Linked DNA regions of Homo sapiens: all the other regions are linked to region 1. The links are chromatin loops, found by intact Hi-C in ENCODE. Cell type or tissue: HCT116. All regions are shown on one strand. Region 1 holds the start of SYNPO2-AS1 (SYNPO2 antisense RNA 1). Region 2 has its middle 19 kb from the start of LINC01365. Region 3 has its middle 51 kb from the start of LINC01061.

Region 1 (8,000 bases):
CTTCCCCCAAACCCTGCTACATCCTACTAGAGCAGTGGCTCTGAAGCTTCGGTGTACGTAAGGAGCACTTGGGATACGTATTTAATCTACAGATTGCCATATCCTACCCCAGAGACTCTGAACCAGTAGGTTTCTTGGAGCCTGGGAATCTTCACATTAGCAAGTGCTCCAGGTCTAGGACCACACTAGGAGAAGCATTGACCTAAAGGGAACCCATTGAGCTTTGTACTTCTTAATGTCAATGACAAACAATAGTAAATGACAAAAAGATGCCAGTGGGTCTCATATCCAAACAGTTCTAATTTTGGATTTCTCAGTGTCTTGAGGACCAATGACATTCAGAAACACTTCCCAAGTATCCATCATGTGAAATGCATTGAACCAAGCAGTGCAAAATATACAAAGATAAGAACAGTCATGTGCATAAATAACTACAAAACCAGGCTGACTTTGATAGACTCATCAAGTGCTTAGGCCAGGAAACTTACAGAAGGGAAGGAGTAGTTCTAAATGCTGGGATCTGGAAAAGTACTTTGGAATTGGTGCCATCTGAGGTGAAGCTGGAAGGAAGGTAGGACTTCAATTTGGGATGAAGAAAGACACCACTGGCAGAGGGAATGGTTTAAACAAAGGTTTGGAAGCCTGAGAATCCAGAGTGCTGGCCTGTGTCTGGCCTGTGGAGTGTGTCAGAGGGCAGACTGAAAGCAGAGTAAAGGGAAAAGTAGAAGGGTCATTTTAGGGGCTTTGAACGATATGATGAAGTTTGATTTTGTTCCAAAGGCAATGTGTGTAGGATTTTGAGCAGAAGAATAACTGAAGAGGATTTTTTTAATTAAACAGATAATATCTAATGTTTAAACTAAACATTATTATTCTAAATAGCTAATGTATTTATAAGGCACAGCATTTTAAAGGAACAAGATGGTACATAATGTAAATTTTCTCTCTCTTACATCTGCGTCTCCCAGTCACCTATTTTGGAAGCAACTAATGTTACCAGTTTCTTTTGTATGGAAAGGACTGTTTTGGAAAATAGCTAATGGCCAAATATTGGTTGGGCTGGAATGAGGAAGAGGGGATTCATGACAGAGACACCAGTTTGGTGATCTTTTCAGAAGTCTAGGTGATGAAATGAAGGCTGGAAATAGAGTACTCTCAACGCATGTAGAAGGGGGATTCTGAAAAGACATTTCATAATCCTCTGCTCCCCATGTCCAGTCAACTTACAAATGACAAAGGGGAAGTCAAGGATAGTTGAAATTTTGACTTGAGAGTTGAGGAAAGGTAAGGAGGGGAACTCAGTTTGGGACCAGGATATGGGGAGGCTGTGCAGGAAAGATGAGTTCTGTTTTGGAAATGTTTGCCTATGATATAGGACATAGATGTGGAAATGACAAATATCCTGTTGGAAGGGCAGGCACGTAGCTTGTTAGAAATATTACTGAGGAGTTATGAGCAAAGAGGTGGTAGTTAAAGTTGTAGGATTCTATGAGCTCAGTAAAGAACACAGCAGATAAAGGGGCTGAGTACTGAAAAATTCTTATATCAAGGAGGAAGTAGAAGTGGGGCCAACAGAGACTAAGGAGAAATGTTCAGCGAGTGAGTATGCTTGTTATTGAATTCTGATGAAGAAAGTATTTCAAAGGGAGAGAGGTCAGGGGATTTTAGATCAATGCTGCCATCATGGTAATAGGAATGTAATGCACTAAGAGGAAGAGCTGAGAAGAAACCATTGAGCCACCTGGAGATGAGTAGCTCATGGGTGGGGTTTAAAGGGTAGTTTCCGGAGAAAATAATGCAAGGGAAATAGTAAAGGAAGGCCAGAGCATGGGGGTGTCTGGTGTAGACCTGTTTCAAGGAATCTAGTGTGAATGGAGGCAGAGAGAATAGATGCTGGAAAGAGAAATGAGGTAAAGAACTTTCCCCATTAAGTACAGAGGAAAAGGTTGAAAAGAAAAGGGTGGAGGTAGGGAGATGTTTGATGGAACAAGATCCTGGAAAAGACTGAAAGGGATGAATAAAGGCAAAGTTAACAATGAAGGGAAGAAAACCGGAGAAGTTCACACCTAATCTCCTTGGCCATCTCTGCAAAGTAGCCAAGATTACCTCTGTGTTCCATGAGTTTCTGTTTGGAGATTTGCAAAAAAATACAGAAAGCAATTTGATAGGATATTGACTTGGGAGGGAAGAAAGAATTTTCAAGAGTCACTGACGTTCCAGCTGAGGTTGCACTAAAGAAGCTACTCATCTGAGTAGCTTCCATTAGCTTCCAGATCTTTCTTTAATTTCTCCCCCACAACCACAGTCTCAAAAGAACTGTGCTTAACATTAAGAGTTTGACCTCTTTGGACAATCTGGGAAATGTATTCAAGAACTATCGTGTTCTTTCTGTGGCCCATAAAAAGAAGCAAAGGAAAGAATGTAGAATGCCTTCCAGACAGGTTTCTGGAAATCAATGATTGGTCTGTTATTTAGGTATGTATGCAGTGATATTTGGAAAGAGAACTTAAATATCTCTAGCATACTAGGCTGATCAGTTTATTAGCATCCTGTGAAAACTACCAAAAAGATATCTGCAAGTAATTTACTGGGGCAGGATCAGAGATGAGCGGAACCAGTCTGTCTCCCTGTGACTGAGACCACCGCTAGTGATTCTCCAAGTACAGAGGGGCATACCATCCTCCTTCTCTTCTCTTCCCCCTCTTTTATTTTCTCTCATTCATCTGGATTGACCCCCAAAATATGAAGGAAAGGCAAAGGAGCAGCTCCCTGCCAAATTAAAAGAGGTTATAATGGGGACATGTCCATGGTGAAGAACTATGTGCATCCGAGAGGGTTATGAAGACCTGCAAACATACTCATGATTTTGTCCCCAGTCTTCATTGTGCAATATATTTTAGTTTGCCTTTTTTGTTCCTACACTGCACTGGACATTATCTTTTTTTTCAATAGCACTTCATTTCACAGAATAAATCCCTCCCCATATAAATGGTTTACAGCGCGCCTGCCTCAAGCAATTCTGTTATGTAAAAAAAAAACTTTGCAACCACATTTAAAATTAGACATTTATTCCTTCATTCCTAAATGTGAGTTGACTCCCTGGAAGTATGTTCTCATTTTTTGTGGTTTTATTCCCTGAACTACAGTGATGTGCCTGTGACACCCACGCTGCATATTTCCTCCTTAGGTTATGTATTAGTTGGTCAAAACACACTCTCCTAAGGCAATGCCGCCCTCAAGTGGTCTAGTCTGAGAATAGTCAACTATTTTCCTCTGAACGCAAACTGGGTTTCCGTCCAGACCTGTTTGGCTGAAGCATTAACTCCTGAATGGAAAAATAATAATAATTATGTGCAGTTCTGGGGCACAATAATTATGAGGTACATGAGGAAAAAGGAAGCCTTTATTTCCCAAGAAGGCCCCAAAAGACATAGGAGTAAAATGGACGACAGCAACAACCACAAGCTTGTTTTGTTAATTACCAAGTAACTGGCTACCTGCATGTGACCGGGAGGACTAGGGTGGGCTATGAGTTGAACTGGCCCCCTTATGCCTTTGGGGCCAATCCTCAGCTCCTCTAGGGCAACCCCCTAATCAGAACTTATGACATCATGTTCTATAATTAAGGGCATACATTGTATGGAGACAACGCATTCAGGGAAAACATTCAACTCTTCCATGTGGCCAAGACTCTCAGAAGAGAGGTCAGTAATTATGGTAATTACATTAATCACAAGGATTGTTGCACGGAGGAGGGTATTGACATTGACGTGGCTACCCTATGATGAAGCTCTGTGGGGGGTCTGCTCTAATTGGCCACCACCAAAAGTCTCTCATGCCTATGATTAACTTCTCTGGTTGTTTATGTGAGCAGGCTTAGGAATTCTGCTGGGTTGTTCTGTGCAGGGCTTATGAGACAGGTTGGTTGCAGGGCTGTTAGGCTGTTCAACTAGAGAGCCCATCCTGGAACAAATGGGTCAGATAAAAACACACGCTGTGCTGTCCTTCATGGTTTGTTGCATTGTTTGTGGTACTTTGGGTGATTTCAGTTAATCATGAATCTCCTTCAACAAAGATTTTTGCATGGAAAATGCTAGTTCTTCTAAACTGCTCTTGGGCACAGAGATAAACTGGACCAGCGCAATGAGCAGGAAAGAGTGCTTTATCTAGCAGTTATTTGGTGCTGTGGGAAAAGCCCAGAAAAAGGAAACTGTGCTTAGTAACTTGAGATTGAGAATCAGCTCTGCCACAAACTGGGTATGTGACTGTGAGCAAGTCGCTTAACCATTCCAGACTCAGTTTCCACATAGGCAAAGTGTTTCATGTAACTCAGATTAGGGGTTCATAGGCTTATGTGCAGATGGCATGCCACACATGCCACCACCAGGATGAGGCCTAAGAGGCAGCGTCCTCTTTCCCTCCCTTCTTTAACTAAACCAGGTTCACTTTTATCCATTTTATAAATTGGAATCTGAAAACCACTGGATTCTATATATGTGCTTCTTTTCCAGCTACTTTATGCTGTGATAGTTATAGATACTCTGAATGGTGATGCTGACACTTATTAATCAAGTTCTTTTTTTTTCAAATTGTAAGTGAAATCATATATGTCTCTGTTAATTTACAAGTCTAGTTTCTGATAAAATTAGTCCAGTCGGTGGAATGATGGCATGTGTGGGTGTGTGCTGGGGAAGGGGGGAAAAGAAAGAAGTAACAAGGCTCATGGTGACCCCACAGCTCCCAGGAGGATGCAGGCCAAGGAAGGATCTAGGTAGACCTTGCCAAGCAAACAGTAGACAGTTCTAGGAGTGTGGATAGACTCTACCAGAAAAGCCAGCTAGAAAAGGGATGGTTCTGGTCAAGGAATAGTCCGGAGAAGGTCTGAAGGCACATCAGCAGACTAACAAGGCTTTTCACTCTGTGCCTCTAGAAGACATATTGTAAGGTCTGAGTGGGCCCCCAAAAGAAAAATACATTAGAAAGAGTTGAAAATCAAGATTTCCAGAAAACAGATGAAAAGTTTTTACTACACTATACTATATATGGGTATATATGTCATTATTAATAGCAGCCATCATTAAACTAATATGATTTATTTTCATTCAGGAAGCTTTCCCTTTAAGTTAGCTTAAAAACCGCATATACTATGCAATGTATCCAACTTTATTCTTCAAACTCCAAAAGAGTTTTTTCCTCTACAGTGCTTAAAGATAACACAAGTGTGGATGAGTGATGGTTGAGATCCAGTCTCCTTTCTTGAGAATAACACGAGGCACAGACCAAGCAATAGACCAAGGTGCTCAGAATTATGAAATGTCCACTCTTTTTAGTTCAAGTATGCTGAGTGCGGAAGAAACTTCCTGACCTCCTAGTGTTTTTATGTCACCATCTGTAACCTATAATTACAGAGAGATTCTAACTTATTAAAGTAATTGCTCAGACTATAATTCCTGGTTATATGAATTTCTGAGGTACAATTTGTATGGCCTCCTGCAATAGATGCCTCTGTTGCTACCCTGTCATTGTGCTGAAAATATAGTATAGATAATGAAAGGATATCCAACCAGTGAACAAATATTTACTGAGCACATATCATTGGCAAGACATTGTCATAAACAGTACGGAAATACAAAGTTAGGCCAGGGATAGGCCTTGCCCACAAAGTGCATGCAATCTAGTAAAAAGTTGCATGTGTAAACAACTAGAAAATAAGGCAGCCAATAGTAAGTACTTGATAAACAAGATGGTAGTATATGATTCTGACTTAGAGCTGAGGGTGAGATTTTAGGTCATTGGCTCAGGAAAGGGGTTTACAAAGTAAATTACCTTGAGACCCGGCCTTACAGCATACAAAGACTTTTGTAGGTGACAAAATTCTTTCTTTCCACAGGAAGGGAGAAGATGCTAAGCAGTACTGGCAAAACAACGCTACGGCAGTAGGAAAGCATAGCCACTATTCAAGAGATAGCTAAGCAGGAGAGACTGTGGAGGGTAAGGGAAAATAGTAGAAGGCAAGTCTGGACAGGAAGGTCAGAGCCATATTCTAGGGGTGTTTTTGTTTTGTGCTAAGGAGATGAGAGGTGCCATGGAGCTGCAAGCCAGAAAGCAAAATGCACAGAACGATTGGAAAGCGAAAGAGGCCGATCCAAAATCACCTCTGGAGTATATCGCATCAGTACAGGTGTTAAACAATAAAGATTTCAACTAGAGCAATGGCATCAGAAATGATGTAAGAATGCGCTATGTGTGCGGGCCAGTGTTATTGAAAAGCAGAATTCAATTCAAGGGCACTACATAGGATAAAACAATAAGTTGGACAAGGGAGTCCTATACATAAAAAGGTTACAGGCACTTTTCAACAAATGGGCTAAGTGTGTGTGTGTGTGTGTGTGTGTGTGTGTGTGTGTGTGTCATGGCAGGAGTATTTCACATGAAATACACAGGTATATTTGTACCTATGATTAGTCTTAAAGTCCTGGCATCATTTCTCAAAATAAATAACATTTTTTAAAAAATCTGGAAGCAGGGAGATTTGATTGGGCACTGATAATCATTACCTTGTAAATGAAGTTGAATGTTTTTCCGTTTCAGGAAATCATTGGGACAAGTGGAAAATCCATTGGAATACACATATATATAGTAAACAGAACAAGGTAATATAAATTACCCTGATTATTCATAAGCCAACTGGTGACGAGGATAAGGTATAGCCGAAGTTTCCCTGCAAATGGTTTGTCATGTTTTTCTTGTCAAAAAATTAATGCTAGACCCAACTCTTTTGTGTTTTACTGCACTTTTTACTATGCTAGGGAAACGGTCATATTTTATTTTTGATGCAACTGAACAATTAGAGAAAATGATTATCTAGAATTCTAAAAAGTAAATAAAATGACAACAAGATACAGTAATTCAATCAATCAGCAACTGCAGGTTAAATGCTTGCTTTGAGGGCAACTTTGGGCTAAATTGTGGGGAACAAAGGGAAAGATGTGACTTGGCTCATTCCTAGAGAAGCTTGAAATTTAGATGGGCAAATCTGGCCAAGAAGCAAGTTGCAACTAGAAAATCAATAAGTTATGACATCATAAGCCATTGACGTTTTCAAGGAATTCACCCAAAGATCTTAGAAAATTCCCAATCCACAAATTCTACAGTAGCATATAATTCCCTCATAAAATATTCATGCAACGGCAACTTGATAACAACAAAACTATGTTGGACTATATATGAGGTCCTATTTGCTGGGTTCACTCACTTGGCTAGTAACCTACTACCTGGAACCAGGCTTGCAGAACTCCTGAGTGGAAGTTATGTCTTTGCAAAATTATAAGTGGCAATGCCATAAACCTACAGGGTTGCTTTAGAGATGTCAAAAGTGGGATTGCTAACACTGTACAAGGTCAAGCACTACTCACCATGATATACGTTCAAAGAAGGCCTACATAATGCAGAAATTTCTATAGGGCAGAGTTGATGCTCCACAGACAAGGTAGGATTATGATCCAGACATGTCTGATTTCTAGCCTCTGAAGCTCTTCCCTGCCATCAGGAGAATGGCTGGATCCCACCCACAAGGCTAGTGTCTCCTCAAGTTGAGAGGTGACAGCATGCTGGCAGTCCTCAGAGCCCTCGCTTGCTCTCGGCACCTCCCCTGCCTGGGCTCCCACTTTGGTGGCATTTGAGGAGCCCTTCAGTCCCCTGCACTGTGGGAGCCCCTTTCTGGGCTGTCCAAGGCCGGAGCCCACTCCCTCAGCTTGCAGGGAGGTGTGGAGGGAGAGGCGTGAGCGGGAACCGGGGCTGCGTGCCGCGCTTGCGGGCCAGCTGGAGTTCCGGGTGGGCGTGGGGTTGGCAGGCCCCGCACTCGGAGCAGCTGGCCAGCCCTGCGGCCTCGGGCAATGGGGGACTTAGCACCCAGGCCAGTGGCTGCAGAGGGTGTACTGAGTCCCCCAGCAGTGCTGGCCCACCGGCGCTGCGCTCGATTTCTCCCCGGGCCTTAGCTG
Region 2 (8,000 bases), 800 kb before region 1:
TAACATAGGTCACACAAATGAATGTTTCTTGTTGGTGGTGGGGTGTGTGTGTGTGTGTGTGTGTGTGTGTGTGTGTGTGTGTAATCAGCTGAAAACTCCATTAGGTTCCTATTTAATTTTATGGAAAGAAGAAACATAGGAACTGCTTGACATGCAAGTAAATTTGTTACACATTATATTAAAATAGAAACCTTGGACACCTCAAATTCTCTTGTCTACACCCTTCTTTCTCTGCCATGGTCAGCACTTTACTTGCACAAAGTCACTCTTCCACTTTCATATTTGAATAAGACACTATACTTTAAAGAATAGGAACTGGTTTTCTGAGCAGCCACCAAGATGCAACCAAGAAGTATGGGGGAGCTAGATCACCGTGGATGTAAATCTTGATCAAGGAGAAGAGGATGTGGAAGGGAGCCAAGGAGAAAATTTCCCCCTCCTTTTTCTCTCTCTTATGGACTACTCAGAATGGGTTGCTCCTTTAAACCCTTCCAGAAAGGTCTAAAACACAGAGTGACTGTGACTGCTAAATAACTTGCTATGTCTCTTTGTGGTTTTGTTATGGTAATCAGTATAGTATACTGCTTGCCTCTCTTCTCCTTCCTTGCCTTTTCTTTGCTGCCTTAGGCTTGTACTTTCCATTTGTAAAGTGTTAGTCCTGGCAAGAACTATGAAAGGCCTGAAATTTTACCCTGCCTGCAAGTTACCAAATGAGCCTGCTACAGTTTCACAGATGCTGACAAGAAGACATGAGACTTCTGGGTCAGAGACAAAGAACTTTAGTACTCACAGCACAGCAGGCAGTGAGTAGTGTGAACTCCATGCTTACATTGGCTTCCTTTGTCTACCAAGTCACCTGGGGGACAATGTGCTCCCAGTAGATTTCTGTAACAACTGAGAAATCCCAAGCTTGGGAAACTCTCAATCTTTTAAAGGGTCTGCTAGTAAACCCACTCAACCTTTTCCCCAAAGGGGAATATTTTTTTTATCTTGCTCAAAAACAATTCTGCCTTCTGTGCCCAGGGGTGACACTATCTCTTTTTTCCAAGGTTTTCTGCTACACAAACGTTTCTCGAAACATAATTTGAAACAAAAGCTGTCACAGATGTGACAGTTGGTCCGATGGCTAGTTTATAATTTTAACTTTTATTAAAAAGAGATAGAAAATATTTAACATTTTTATGATCAAGTAAGAGGAGAATTCATGGTAATCAGGATAAATCTCACATGACATGACTTGAAAAAACAGATTTTAATCACTATTGAACAAAACACATTAAGTCTGAAAGAAATTGCATTAAAATTTTATCCACAGTTTTTTCTAATATATTTTAAAATTTTCAATATTTCCAGAAAATAATCAACTATATTTAAAACAAAGCTTTAGTACTGTATGTTTTTAGGTTATTCTTTGGTGCTTTTAAATACTAAAGAATAATATTGAGAAGAATAGGAAAGCTTTCCTGTCATTTAAATATGCAGAAAATATTATTTTTAAGCATTTAATAATTGTTACTGATGCTCTTTCTGCTATGTTCTTAATGAACTTCCTTATGGAAGTTCAAAAAAGAATTTTTTTGAAATAGGAGACAAAAGAAGTCTGGGCACAGTGGCTCGCGCCTGTAATTCCAGCACTTTGGGAGGCTGAGAGGGGATGATTGCTTGAGCCCAGGAGTTTGAGACCAGCCTGGGCAAATAGTGAAACCCCATCTCTTTAAAAAAATACAAAAGTTAGCTAGACATGGTGGTGTGTACCTGTAGTACCAGCTACTTGGGAGAATCCCTTGGGTCTGGAGGTAGAGGTTGCAGTGAGCCAAGATTGTGCCGCTGCACTCCAGCCTGGGTGACAGAGCAAGAACTTGTCTCAGAGCAAGACCTTGTCAAACAAACAAACGAACAAAAAAACACCAAAAGAAGGAAAGAAGCAACATTGCTAAATAAAAATTTATACCTTTATACCTACCTGAATTCACCGCATTCTTAAGTGGCAAAAATATCATTTCTACCTCTAGGCTTTATCCTTAACAAAAGTATGTATGAAGCTGGGAGAGCCTAAAAGCCCTCTAGGTTCATGGTACTATGATTAATCACTGGGAAAGGCCTCCCCTTCCTTAGGCACCCAGATTTGTTTAGCCTTCAGGGTAATGCACCTTAGTAACTTATAAAATGAATGAGGAATTTGCATATCCTTCATAAAGTGGTATTTGGGCTTTTGTGAATATAGGCTTGATTTCTGGCAGAACAATTTTGGGGAAAAGCTACATATGGAAGTAAAGTGTCAGAAAATTGATTCCCTTAAAACTCTTCATGTTTAGGTGTCTTGCAAAATGTTCACATCCTCCCAGGTTGGCACCACTACTCTATGCTATATTGTACCTCTCAAGATTGGGAAGGATGCTAAAAGCTTATGAAAATTATCAGTTAGTAAGTTACTGATTTACAAAAGCTCAAAAGTGCCTCAGTAAAATAATAAAATCTAGTCTTATTGTCATGGTTAGAAACAAGACATAAGGAAGATAATATGATTTAACCCAAGAAAGAGTAATAGCCTCAGACAATTTCGTATCATCCTACCATTTTTCTTAGGATTGAAGTTCTTCTGGTCCTCCATTGCTGCCCTACTTGCTCTTTCCAGGTATCCATGTACTGATGTATTTCATCTGCTGCAGCAACATACATTCCCTTAGGAACTTCTCTGTGTAGAGTGGAATCGGAGTCTGCTACAGTGATCTTTTCTAGGACATTTTCTCAACCTCCCACCCCAGGCTGAGCTCACAAAACCTAAATGTAGTAGCAGTTGTAGACTCCTCTTACTGTTTCTTTTACTACACGGTGAGAAAATGCATTAGAGAATAACAAAGAAAACTTATCTTTTTGTCACCTTGAAATTTTGAAGTCCAACTATATTCAAAGCACTATGGAAACCTTGCATAATGATTGGTTCTTTAAAACACAGTTGGATTTTAGCCTATTTGCTTTTATTGTATTGAAGAACTATTTAGCATTAGGTTGGCATGTTTCAGAGGTTCCAAATATAATTTTATAATGTTTAGTGGTAGAATCAACATTCAAAAAACTCTAAATTTGCAACTAAGATATATTGCAATTGTGTGCCACTCAAAAAAACAAACAAAAAAACCCTTAATACCTAATTAGGACACCTTGCCACCAGGTGGCAGGGGAATGCCTTCATTTCATGAACTGAACTACTTGGTAAAAACTATTGTTGCTATTTATTTCATTTATTTGCTTTTTATTGAAATCTAGGATCAATTGGAGACCAGTATTAGTGAAGTGGTAATCATTAACAATTTTAATCATTGATTGATATAAATTACTCTCTTTCCTGTATCATCATGATGTTTTGATGACGTATCAACTATAGCATCAAACATCTCCTCTAGTTTACTGGTTGATAACTTATAGTCTCTGGGGGCCTTGAAGACCCTTTCAGAGGCTTCGTAAAGTCAAGAATATTTTATCACTAATGCTAAGACATTTTTGCATTTTCATTCTCATTTTCTCATAAGTGTATGTACAGTAGAGTTTTGCAGAGGCTACATGACATGGGATAAGATGATCATACTGACACTTAAAGTAATGTATTATTATTGTATACTTGTATTTTAAATTTTTTCAGTTTTAATTTCTAACGTGGTAAATATTGATAGATATAAGCTAAACAAACAAAAATTCTTTAGGATCCCCAATAATTTTGAAGAGATTGAAGGAGTCCTGAGACCAAAATAATTTTAGAAGTACTTCTCTAAGTAGTTAGTTAACTCTAATTAAATGTATTCTCAGCAAACTAACACAGGAACAAAAACCAAACACCGCATGTTCTCACTCATAAGTGGGAGTTTAACAACGAGAACACGTGGACACATGGAGGGGAACATCACACACCGGGACCTGTCAGGGGGTGGGATCTAGGGGAGGGAGAGCATTAGGAGAAATACCTAACATAGATGACGGGTTGATGGGTGCAAGAAACCACCATGGCACATGTATACCTATGTAACAAATGTGCATGTTCTGCACATGTATCTCAGAACTTAAAGTATAATAATAAAAAAAAAGTGCATGTATTTTTCTATGTCTCCCAAGGATAGGAATTTTTATCAAATTTACCTTTGGATCCTATCCCATTGACAATTTAGCACTGACCATCATAATAGGTATTCAAAAAAGAAATGTTTGTTAAAAAACAGTACTGCTAGCTGAGAGCTATTATTAGAATAAAACAGTATTAATGCAGACTTTAAAAACAGGTATTTAAAGTTTCCTCATTAAAACTGAAAAACAAAATAATTAATTCTAATATACGTCTTCAGGTAAAAACTTAAACCATGTATAATTTAATCCCTTTGAAATTAAAATGCAATAGGACTTTGCTGATGAATATTACCTTTATATTCTACAAATTTGTATCTCCTATGCAAACTTCTGTTTTTTAAGTTAGCATATTTGATAGGGTTTGGCTCTGTGTCCCCACCCAAATCTCATCTCAAATTGTAATCCCCACATATCGAGGGAAGGACTTGTAATCCCCACGTGTCTAAGGAAAAGAGCTGCTTGGATCATGGGGGTGATTTCCCCCACACTGTTCTCATGATAGTGAGTGAATTCTCATGAGATGTGGTGGTTTTATAAGTATTTGAATGCTCTTTCTTCCTGCTTCCCTCTCCTGTCACCATGTGAAGAAGGTTCTTGCTTCTCCTTCACCTTCTGCCATGATTGCAAGTTTCCTGAGGCCTCCCCAGTCATGTGGAACTGTGAGTTAATTAAACCTCTTTCCTAAATTACCCAGTCTCATGTATTTCTTTATAGCAGTGTGAAAATGGACTAATACAGGAAATTGGTACCAACGTAGTGGGGCACTGCTATAAAAATAAGCTGAAAATGTGGAAGAGACTTTGGAACTGGGTAATGGGCAGAGTTTGGAACAGTTTGGAGGGCTCAGAAGAAGACAGGAAGATGTGGGAAAGTTCGGAACTTTCTAGAGACTTGTTGAATGGTTTTGACCAAATATTGATAGTGATGTGGGCAATGAAGCCCAGGCTGAGGTGGTCTCAAATGGAGTTAAGGAACTTGTTGGGAACTGGAGTAAAGGTGACTCTTGCTATGTTTTAGCAAAGAGACTGGTGACTGTTTGCCCCTGTCCTAGAGATCTGTGGAACTTTGAACTTGAGAGAGATGATTTAGGGATTATGGCAGAAGAAATTTTTAAGCATCAAAGCATCTAAGAGGTGACAGAACATAAGAGTTTGGAAAATTTGCAGCCTGACTGTGTGGTAGAAAAGAAAAACCCATTTTCTGGGGAGAAATTCAAGCCAGCTGCAGAAATTTGCATAAGCAACAAGGAGCCAAATGTTAATAGCCAAGACAATGGGGAAAATGTCTTCAGAGCACATCTGAGAACTTCATGGCAGCCCCTCCCATCACAGGCCCAGAGGCCTAGGAGGGAAAAACTGTTTTGTGGGCTGGGCTCAAGGCCCTACTGCTGCGTGCACCCTTGTGATTTGGTGCCCTGTGTCCCAGCTGCTCCAGCTCCAGCTTAGCAGGGGCCAAAGTACAGCTAGGGCTGTTGCTTCAGAGGATGCAAGCTTCAAGCCTTGGCAGCCTCCACGTGGTGTTGGGTGTGCAGGTGCACAGAAGTCAAGAACTGAGGTTTGTAAACCTCCACCTAGATTTCAGCAGATGAATGAAAATGCCTGAATGTCCAGATAGAAGTCTGTTACAGGGGTGGAGCCCTCATAGAGAACCTCTGTTTGGGCAGTGCAAAAGGGAAATGTGGGGTTGGAGCTCTCACACAGAGTCCCAACTGGGGTACTGCCTAGTGGAGCTGTGAGAATAGGGCCACTGTCCTCCAGACCTCAGAGTGATAGATCCACTGACAGCTTGCACTGTGCACCTGCAAAAGCCACAGATACTCAACACCAGCCCATGAGAGTAGCCGCAGGGCCTGAGCCCTGCAAAGCCACAGGGGCGGAGCTGCCCAAGGCTGTGGGAGCCACCCTTTGCATCAGCATGCCCTGGATGTGAGACATGAAGTCAAAGGAGATTATTTTGGAGCTTAAAGATTTAATAACTGCCCTGTTGGATTTCAGACTTGCATGGGGCCTGTAGCCCCTTTGTTTTGGCCAGTTTCTCCTATTAGAATGGGAGAGTTTATCCAATGCTTGCACCCTCATTGTATCTTGGAAGTAACTATTAATAACTTGCTTTTGATTTTACAAGCTCCTAGGTGGAAGGGACTTGTCTCAGTTGAGACTTTAGACTTGGACTTTTGAGTTAATGCTGGAATGAGTTAAGACTTTGGGGGACTGTTGAGAAGACATGATAAGTTTTGAAATGCATAAAGGGCATGAGATTTGAGAGAGGCCAGGGCAGAATGATATGGTTTGGCTCTGCGTCCCCATCTAAATCTCACCTCAAATTGTAATCTCCACCTGTTAAGGGAGAGACCTGTAATCCCCATGTGTTAAGGGAGGGAGGAAATTGGATCATGGTGACAGTTTCCCCCATGCTGTTCTTGGGATAGTGAGGGAGTTCTCACAAGATCTGATGGTTTTATAAGTGTTTGACAATTCCTCCTTCACACATGCTTCTCTTACCTGTGGCCTTGTGAAGAATGTGCCTGCGGCCCGGCTCAGTGGCCCATGTCTGTAATCCCAGCACTTTGGTAGGCTGAGGCAGGCAGATCACGAGGTCAGGAGATCGAGACCATCCTGGCTAACATGGTGAAACCCCGTCTCTACTAAAAATACAAAAAAAAAAAAAAATTAGCTGGGCGTGGTAGTGGGCGCCTGTAGTCCCAGCTACTCGGGAGACTGAGGCAGGAGACTGGCTTGAACCCGGGAGGCGGAGCTTGCAATGAGCCGAGATCGCACCACTGCACTCCATTCTGGGTGACAGAGCGAGACTCCATTTCAAAAAAAAAAAAAGAATGTGCCTGCTTTCTCTTTGCATTACACAGTGATTGTAAGTTTCCTGAGGCCTCCCTAGCCATGCAGAACTCTGAGTAAATTAAACCTCTTTTCCTTTATAAATTACTCAGTCTCAGGTATTTCTTTATAGCAGTGTGAAAACAGAATAATACAATATTTTTCTATGGAGTATCATATTCTGAATACTGTTTTTTCCTTATAAAAGTTATAAAGTCTTTTATATTAGAAGCTATGAAAACTGAATAGGGAGTCATGCTTAATTATTCATTGAGGACATGAGAAGTGTTTAAACATCAGAAACACGGAGATATTTTTATAATGCAGTATCATGTGAAACTGGAAAGTAATCACTGAAAATCTATTTATATAAGATATGAAGAACTGGCGTACTGAGAACAGCCTTTCAAACATAGGCAAGTGCAACTTGCTTTGAAAAAAGCTGTGATAAGAAGAAGCATACCCATAGAGGAAAAGCCTTTAGGCCCCTACAATCAAGAGAGGTTTGGGGGCTGACCTACCACTTCTGACTACTCTGGATACAAATTTTTATTGAAATTATCAGCTGGTTTCACTCAATTTATGTATTTAAAGTGCTTAAAGTAATTGTTTTCTTTGTATAATTTTGAACTAAAACATTGATAGTAACTGAATTCAAGCTAAGGAATAAGAAAAATATATAGTAAAGTTTTAATGAGTATAATTATTTATTGGGCCAAAACCTTATAAATAATATTGTGTGATTCTGACATTTCCTTCAATATTTTCAGACTAAGGAACAAATTATATCTCAGGGGGCTAAGAAAATGTTTTAGAAATTAAATATTTTCTCTTTCTTATTAAACAGAGGTTTTATTGTGAACTGATTTCTGTATTCCATATCATTTATATCTCATATAAGTCTTGCTAGAATTTTTCCTCTCTTTTATCAGAATTGAAATCAACATCAAATATTCTTAGGTTCTCCAACTACAGTTGTTCTAAGTTTCTGCTTTATTTAGAGATTCTCCATAAACAATTCCTGCAGCTCTTGGATTTGCTCTTAGTTGTATA
Region 3 (8,000 bases), 480 kb before region 1:
CTTTTTACTGATCTATGTCAAAATGAGGACAATGTAATAAGTTTTCATAAGGCTAAGTTTTTTAAATTTAAAGACAATCCTTTAGTCAGATTATATTCTTCCTTATATTTGAGGAAGTGGCTTAGTCATAGCTCACCATAGCCTCCAATTCTTCCACTTCGACTCCTGAGTAGCTAGGACTACAGGAGTGCACCCCCATGCCCAACTAATTTTTTTTTTTTGAGTTTCGCTCTTATTGCCCAGTCTGCAGTTCAGTGGCACAATCTTGGCTCACTGCAACCTCCGCCTCCCGGGTTCAAGTGATTCTCCTGTCTCAGCCTCCCGAGTAGCTGGGATTACAGGCATCCACCACCACACCCGGCTAATTTTTGTATTTTTAGTGCAGACGAGGTTTTACCATGTTGGCCAGGCTGGTCTTGAACTCCTGACTTCAGGTGATCCACCTGCCTCAGCCTCCCAAAGTGTTAGGATTACAGGCATGAGCCACTGCGCCCAGCCCCAATTAATTTTTTAATTTTTTGTAGAGACAGGATCTCACTATGTTGCCTAGTCTACGGCCTCAAGCAATCCTCCTGCCTTGGTCCCCAAAGTGCTGGGATTAGAGGAGTAAGCCACTGCATCTGGCCTGAACCTATCCATCTTTGAAAAAAAATTTAAGTTTTCCTTCTTTTCATTAATCATTATATAAAACACTAAATATAAATGCCATGAAATATTCAATCTCCGATTTCTAAATTATGATTTTTCAATTTATACTCATGACAAATTTAAATTGTCACTGCCTTATTAAGCTATTATGTCAGATACAAGCCTGCTTATTAATCCAGTGACAAAAAAGCAGAGTTCAGTTAATCTAAAATTTTAATAAATCTTAAAGGCATTTAATATAAAGTATTAAAATCCAAATAACAAGATTTTATATTTAAATGCAAAATACTTGCTGAATATTTATTATAGTATCCCAACTTTTAAAGAGAAAGATATTTAAAAATAAACATGACAAGGAAATTAGAGAAGTCAACTTCTTAAATATAACCAAAGGGTCAAAAAACATTTAAGTCAGTTTAAAAATTAAACTTTAGGAAAAAAGGTAAACCTTGTAAAAGTCTCATTAAATTTCAGAAGCCTACAAAACGTCAGCAACAGAAAACATTTAGTTCACATGTGTATTACATTCTGGGTGAATTTTTTCCCTCTGTCCATTTAGATTTATATTGGCTAGTCTTTTCATCAACAAATTTAGTTTTTAAATCTTGTTTTTTAGCAATAGAAAATCCTTTATCATTTCTAGAAGGTAAACCCACAGTAGAGAGAAAAGACTATTTAGCCTCAAATTCTACAGCATAATAAACAACTACAGGGAAAATGACAAATTTTTTTTGTATGTATGTATATATTTCTAAGGGAAAAAATCCTTCTGTATAAAACTCACTGGATGACACCAATTTTTCTAAAACTGGGAATCAATACTAGAAGGATAAAACACCATTTTAAAATTCATGTTCCAAGTCAGTATTTTACTTTAATAACAGTTACAAAATAGTGAACAACGCACATGAAGCGATAATAGCCGAAATCATAAATCAGCCATGCATGCAGTTCATACTTGGTAGAGGGAGGTAGAAGGCACTGAAAGTGCACTGTTGGACGAATTTATAATCACTCTAAAAACAAAACCCTCTAAAAAGGGAATCTAGGGACTACCCAGACAAGATGGAAAGGCTCTGATTCATTTGTTAGACTGCACAGAATTTCAGTCCGTAGTGAGCAGGGTACCTGGAACTCTATACATAAAATTCTGTGTCATATTCTTTTTTTTTTGAGATGGAGTTTCACTCTTGTTGCCCAGGCTGGAGTGCAATGGTGTGATCTCGGCTCACCGCAACCTCCACCTCCCAGATTCAAGCAACTGTCCTGACTCAGCCTCCCTATTAGCTGGGATTACAGGCATGCGCCACCACGGCCAGCTAATTTTGTATTTTTAGTAGACACGGGGTTGCTCCATGTTGGTCAGGCTGGTCTCGAACTCTCGACCTCAGGTGATCCGCCTGCCTAAGCCTCTCAAAATGCTGGGATTACAGGCGTGAGCCACCGCGCCCAGCCTCATATTCTTTCACTTAATCCACAATATCATGTACCAATGGGCAAAACTTTGCTCCATTTCTAAAAATAGTTAAACTGAGAAATTATTCAAAGGTACATTTTTATATATAAGATATAGCAATTTTAAACATCTTACCCCTTGTGACAAATAAGAAATGGCACAAAGCCACTACATCTCATTTGAATATAAAAATTTTTTTCTTTTAAAAAAGCTCTCATTTCCCATGCAATTTTAAGAAATAAAATTTTCCCCAAGGGGATGGCAGGAATGTGATTTCATGAGAATTACTATAGTTGGAGAGAGTCCAGAAAATCTAAAATAATAAAATTGGTTATAAGCTGACAAATTTTATTGGCTTAACTGCAGGTTAAGATTTCACTCTGCTGGCTTTCAGGAAAAGGCCCTGACAAGTTAAATGAGAATGATTTAAAAATATAAATTCAAGAAGCTACACAAATACTTATAAAAGGTTATGCAGTGTGTTGTATTTTTGAGATGACTTTTTTTGAGCCTTTTAAGTCAAATAGTCAGTTTAGTGATTTAAATATGTAAACTGAGAACACCATAAAATGATAGACTGGATTAAGAAAATGTGGCACATATACACCATGGAATACTATGCAGCCATAAAAAAGGATGAGTTCATGTCCTTTGCAGGGACATGGATGAAGCTGGAAACCATCATTCTGAGCAAACTATCGCAAGGACAGAAACCCAAACACCGCATAGGTGTTTCTCACTCATAGGTGGGAATTGAACAATGAGAACACCTGGACACAGGGCGGGAAATATCATACACTAGGGCCTGTCGTGGGGTGGGGGATGGAGGAGGGATAGTATTAGGAGAAATACCTAATGTAAATGACCAGTTAATGGGTGCAGCAAACAAACATGGCACATGTATACATATGTAACAAACCTGCACATTGTGAAGATATACCGTAGAACTTAAAGTATACTACTACTACTAATAATAATAAAAACTGAAATTACCTCAACAAAAGGCAATGCCAGGTAGTTACAAACACGTACTACCCAATCCTGCCTGAAGGTGGGAGTCTTCAGTTATGTAATGGTCTACGGCACAGCAAAAAAAAAAAAAAAAAAAGAGTATTAGACATAAAAGAAGAAACATTTTTACCCCACTCCAATCTGACAGTGCAAAAATATAAGTATATAATTAAGGCTCCCTTATCCATCTAGAGTGATAATGGGCATTGACCCATCTATAAAAACAAACAAAAAAAAGAGAGTGAGAAGCCAAAAATGGAAGAGAAAAGTATACCTGAAGGAATTGGTTTACTCTACTGTAATGTGTTAGATAACTTAATGCTATTTAGCCTGATGCTACTACAGTTCTTTTAGTGGAGAGATGGTGGCGTTACAATTACCAGGTGGCTGAATTATGTATGCTGAGTTACTTACCCAAAGGAAAAGACTGAGGAAGAATAATTGGAAAAATCTGCAGTTACAAATGACACATATATGTACTCAAAATGAAAGGGGAAGTACAAAGAACAAAAAAAGGGAGTACAGGCTAACTATAACAAACAGAACAATCACATCAGATTAATGTCTAGATTCTTAGGTCTTATGTCCTAATAAACAAAAGGTTAGTACTGACAATATGATACTTAAACGACATGTCTATGACAGCTAAGGTGAAACAGAAGCCAAACAGATTTCTTGCAGAAAGAAATGGCACAAGAAAACATTGGCATGCAAGTGCTTTTGATAACCATCTCTTATGAGACTTATAATAAATAGCATCTTTGGATTTATTTTGAATATGTCTAACTGGTTTGGCTGCTTCTCTTTATTTGGTAGTTCAACATGAAAGCTAAATTTGCCACATTGAGACCTCAAACCATGGTGGCAACACTGTTTATTTCCATGAAGCAGGGAAAATCCTTATGAATAAGAACTAAGGAGTAAAATCACTGTTAGCTTACACAGGACTTAAAAAGGCTTTTCAACTAAGACATTTCTACATGAAATTTGGTACTTAATAATGGGTATAGTTGTATGTACTTCACAAACTTAAAGATTACTCAAATATGCACATAAAGGTAACAGTAAGCAACAACAACAAAAAGGAATCAGAACTATCAGGTTACTGACCCATGTCCTGAAGGAGCAATGAAGTATAAACAACACTGCACCCTGTTACCAGGCATCTGACATCTGTTCACTCGCGATTCTGCATTTAGGTAGTCCTCAAATTTAATATCAATGTAATTGATAACAGGCTGCCAGCTATAGAATGCAAATAAACAAAACAATTAAGTTGCAATTCTACATATGAATTAACTGATGACTGTTAAAGGACAATAATCAATATTTTCAAATAAGCAAAATGAATTTACCAAGGGAAGATATGTCAAGTTATTCTATATAAAGATTCAAAAATATAAATTATGTTGAATAAATCTTTATTCATTATTTCAAAACTTTCCAAATGAAAGAAAATATTTATTGCTGAAATTATTAGCATATTATTGGCACTAGTAAGTGTATTAATAACACACTTCATAATATGAAAACAATTATATTCAGTTTCAAATTTCAAATGAGAGATTACTTTAAATAATATAAAAACTTCATGATGAACTTAGGAGTTTTAAGAGTTGACAGAAAAATACCTCAAAAACAATGTGAATTCAAACAAAAATAAAAGTTATTTATAAAATACTAAGATAATTACTTCAGACTAAAATTTCATAGTTGTTTTCTTCACTTAGGACTTATGGAAAAACTGAAGGTCTAAATATCAGGTTTAAATTAGGATTGAGATAGAATTTATACAAATGGATAAAATTAAAGCAAACAGTTTTAAATTTCTTACAATAATGAGAATTCTTCTATCTAGCTACGTTATTTTGGAATATGTCTTAAAAACAATTTTATGATAGGTATTATCTCCATTTTATCGAAAAGTAAATGGGTTCAAAGAAGTTAAACTTCTTTGTTTAACTTTGAAGTTAAACTTTGTCAAATAAGTGGCAAAGTTGGTATACAAACCTGTCATGTTACTTGAAGTTTGGTGACCTTTGCTAAGAAGAGTTTTAAAATGTTAAGAAGAGAAAGTTTAACCACCCCAATACCCCAAATACACTGGAAAGTTGTGAGGACAAATCCTTCTTACCAATTACTGTTATCCACTGCATCTCCAAATCCTGGGGTATCAACTATTGTAAGCAGCAACTGAACACCACCTTCTTTGATTAAAACTTTGGTTCCACCTATAACAGTAATTGGTGCAGATGTTAATATCATACATTACACCAGTGATTTCCTACCAGGGGTGATGGTAGGGATGTTTGAGTTTACCTACTCCCACATTTTCTTTAGGATCAATGATTGTGGGCATTGGAAATCCAGATTATTTGAAAGAAAAGCATATATACAAATAGTATGCCAATCTCTTGGCAAATTAATACTGGGTTTATGAGTCATACTTGGTATAAAGAAAGACAGAGGAACTGATAAAATAGTGATCACCACTAAAGACATGTAATACATAACTTAAATGTGCATTTAATAATACAAATAAGCAGTTTGAGTGATTCAGTCATTCAGAGTTCAAATGTAATTCATCAGGCAAGAACATTTAATCTACCGTTTATAGTAAATGTCTTCCTAGACTATTCTCTATCAAGTTTGGCCCAAACCACTCACTCAAATGAACTTACTATCATTCCTAAATCTTTCTCAGCATGGATGTAATTACCCTTATATTTATGTTATGGCTAGGATCCAATCCTCTTCTCAAATGTGATTTTTCAAGCTCCTATAAATCAGCAAGAAAATGACAGAAAATATTAAGATTACCAAAAGACTTTAATGAAATCTGAAGTTATTGAGTACAAAAGACATGTTCAACCTCACTAGAAATCAAATAAAATAAACTCAAATACCTTTATATCTTTATGCACACACAACAGCAATGAGTGCCTAAGTCTACTAAGACATGCACAAGAATGTTCCCGTTAGTAAAAAACTGAAAACCCAAAGGCTTATCTACAATAAATAATAAAGGATATACTGATACATTCACACAATGGAGTATTATACGACGATGAAAAAAACAACTACACCCAACATGAGTAAATAATACAGACATAATCTTCACTGAAAGAAAACAGATACAAAAAAGTATACGTATATAACGTTCAAGAACAGGCAAATTTATGGAGAAGGCAGTCAGTAAGGTGTTTATCTTTGGGGGTTGTAATACTGAATGCGAGTGAGCACATGGAAGAAACTAGGGTTCTGGAAATGAACTGTATATTAATTTGGACAGTGGTTAGTTTTACCTTTCATATCTAAATTCATAAATACTTAAGTGAAGGTATTCATAATAGATACCCAAATTAAGAAAGTTCAAAGTTCATTTTCTTGCTTAGGTTTAAAATTTCCAATATTTATCACAAAATAAATAAGCATGTAGGATCAAGTTTTTAGAGTAGAATTTTGCAGGTAATTTGAAATCTCAAGCCCTCTGAAGGTTACTAAAAAAAAAAAAAAAAAAAAAAAAATTCCTAAAATAGAAACATTAAAAAGGAGAAATAAGATTTACTTCACAAAATTACTCCTTTGGGGTCTTGCAGTATGATATATATGAGTTACTGCTCAGAATATATAGACTGTCCTCCTATCCTGTGCACTGGGATGATCACTACCACTTCTTCAAATCCAGCTAAAAGCATCATGGCCTCAATGAAGCCTACTCCAGCCAGAACTGTTCACGTGCCTCCTCTCTGCTCGTGTCCTATATATTACCTAAGCAGAGCTCACCAACAATATTTTTCATCAACAGCTTAGAGCAGCGCTGCCAAATAAAAATACCATGTCGGTCATGTAAGTAATTTAAAATTTTCTTAGTAGCCACTTTTAAAATAGGAAAAAGGTGAAATCAGTCAATTTTATTTAACCCGATACATCCAAAATATTATCACTGCAGTATACGATCAATATAAAAAATTACGGAGATTTTCTTTTCCATGCTCAGTCTTAGAAATCTGTGGCATATTTTATATTTGCAGAACATCACAATTCAGACTACCCACATTTCAAAGATTAATAGCCACATGTGGCTACAGGCTGCTGTACTATTTAATAAAAAGTGCATATCTAGAGTCTAGCCCCTTGCTTTATAAAGTGTGATCTACCATCCAGCAGCATCAGCATCACCTGGGATCTTGTTAGAAATGTAGAAAGGCAGCCCATCTCAGAACTACTAGAAGAAATAAATTTAACAGGATACCCAGGATTGGAATGCATAGCAAAGACTGAGAAGCAGTAAATTAGATCACATATAGCTTGGGAGTCTTACAGAATTGCTATTGCCATTCAACTATGATATGGTATTATCCCACTGACTAATATAGAACACTGTATTTAAATAACAATAGTTTTTCTATGAATCATGTTTTCTCTCCACTGTCCAATGCAATTTTCTACAATGATGAAAATCTTCATATATGTGCTGCACAAAATGGCAGCCACTTGCCACATATGGCTGTTGAGCACTTGAAATATATCTGGAGCAAATGAGAAATTGCATTTTAATTTAATTAATTTTAATTGATTTAAACATGTGGCAAATGACTATCATACTACATAGCACAACTCCAGGGGAATTGGTTACTATGTCACAGTGTCATCTCTAGGAGAATCCTTAGGACAAATTTGGAAAGTTCTAGTCAAGATAATTCGATTAACTGTACTTCTTCTGTTTTTTTAATTTTATGAAGTCATATTTACCATCTTACACTGGCTGAGGGCAAATTTGCATCTTACCTCTAAGGAAGCATAATAAAAGTTACAACACGTGCTTTGTGTGTATTAATATTATTCCAGCTTATCATCAATTAAAAATACCAATATCTAGACC

What was found. Hi-C counts contacts between places; a loop is a spot of excess contacts. Peaks named below come from ENCODE experiments on the same cell type or tissue, not always from the same donor. Only the 100,000 strongest peaks of a DNase experiment are listed, where the experiment ranks them.
Region 2: a loop joins it to region 1, with 8 times the contacts of the local background. A loop is called at or near these places in 3 of 110 quality-filtered maps.
Region 3: it touches region 1 in a loop (13-fold over the local background); 10 of 110 quality-filtered maps call a loop at or near these places.

Annotation. Positions count from the first base shown.
Region 1 is chr4:118,977,204-118,985,203 of GRCh38, reverse strand. All of the region lies in intron 1 of SYNPO2 (synaptopodin 2), which reads right to left. SYNPO2-AS1 (SYNPO2 antisense RNA 1) reads left to right here and starts at 485. Exons shown (of 3, transcript XR_939120.3): 1 at 485-571; 2 at 6,592-6,653. In HCT116, a CTCF peak has its summit at 3,236 (motif pointing left); a DNase peak (open chromatin) is centred at 3,223.
Region 2 is chr4:119,781,333-119,789,332 of GRCh38, reverse strand. No RefSeq gene overlaps it. Among named protein-coding and RNA genes, the nearest start is that of LINC01365, 19 kb to the left of the region's middle. In HCT116, a CTCF peak has its summit at 3,163 (motif pointing right); a DNase peak (open chromatin) is centred at 3,172.
Region 3 is chr4:119,458,077-119,466,076 of GRCh38, reverse strand. It overlaps the pseudogene SEPTIN7P14. Among named protein-coding and RNA genes, the nearest start is that of LINC01061, 51 kb to the right of the region's middle. In HCT116, a CTCF peak has its summit at 3,150; a DNase peak (open chromatin) is centred at 3,126.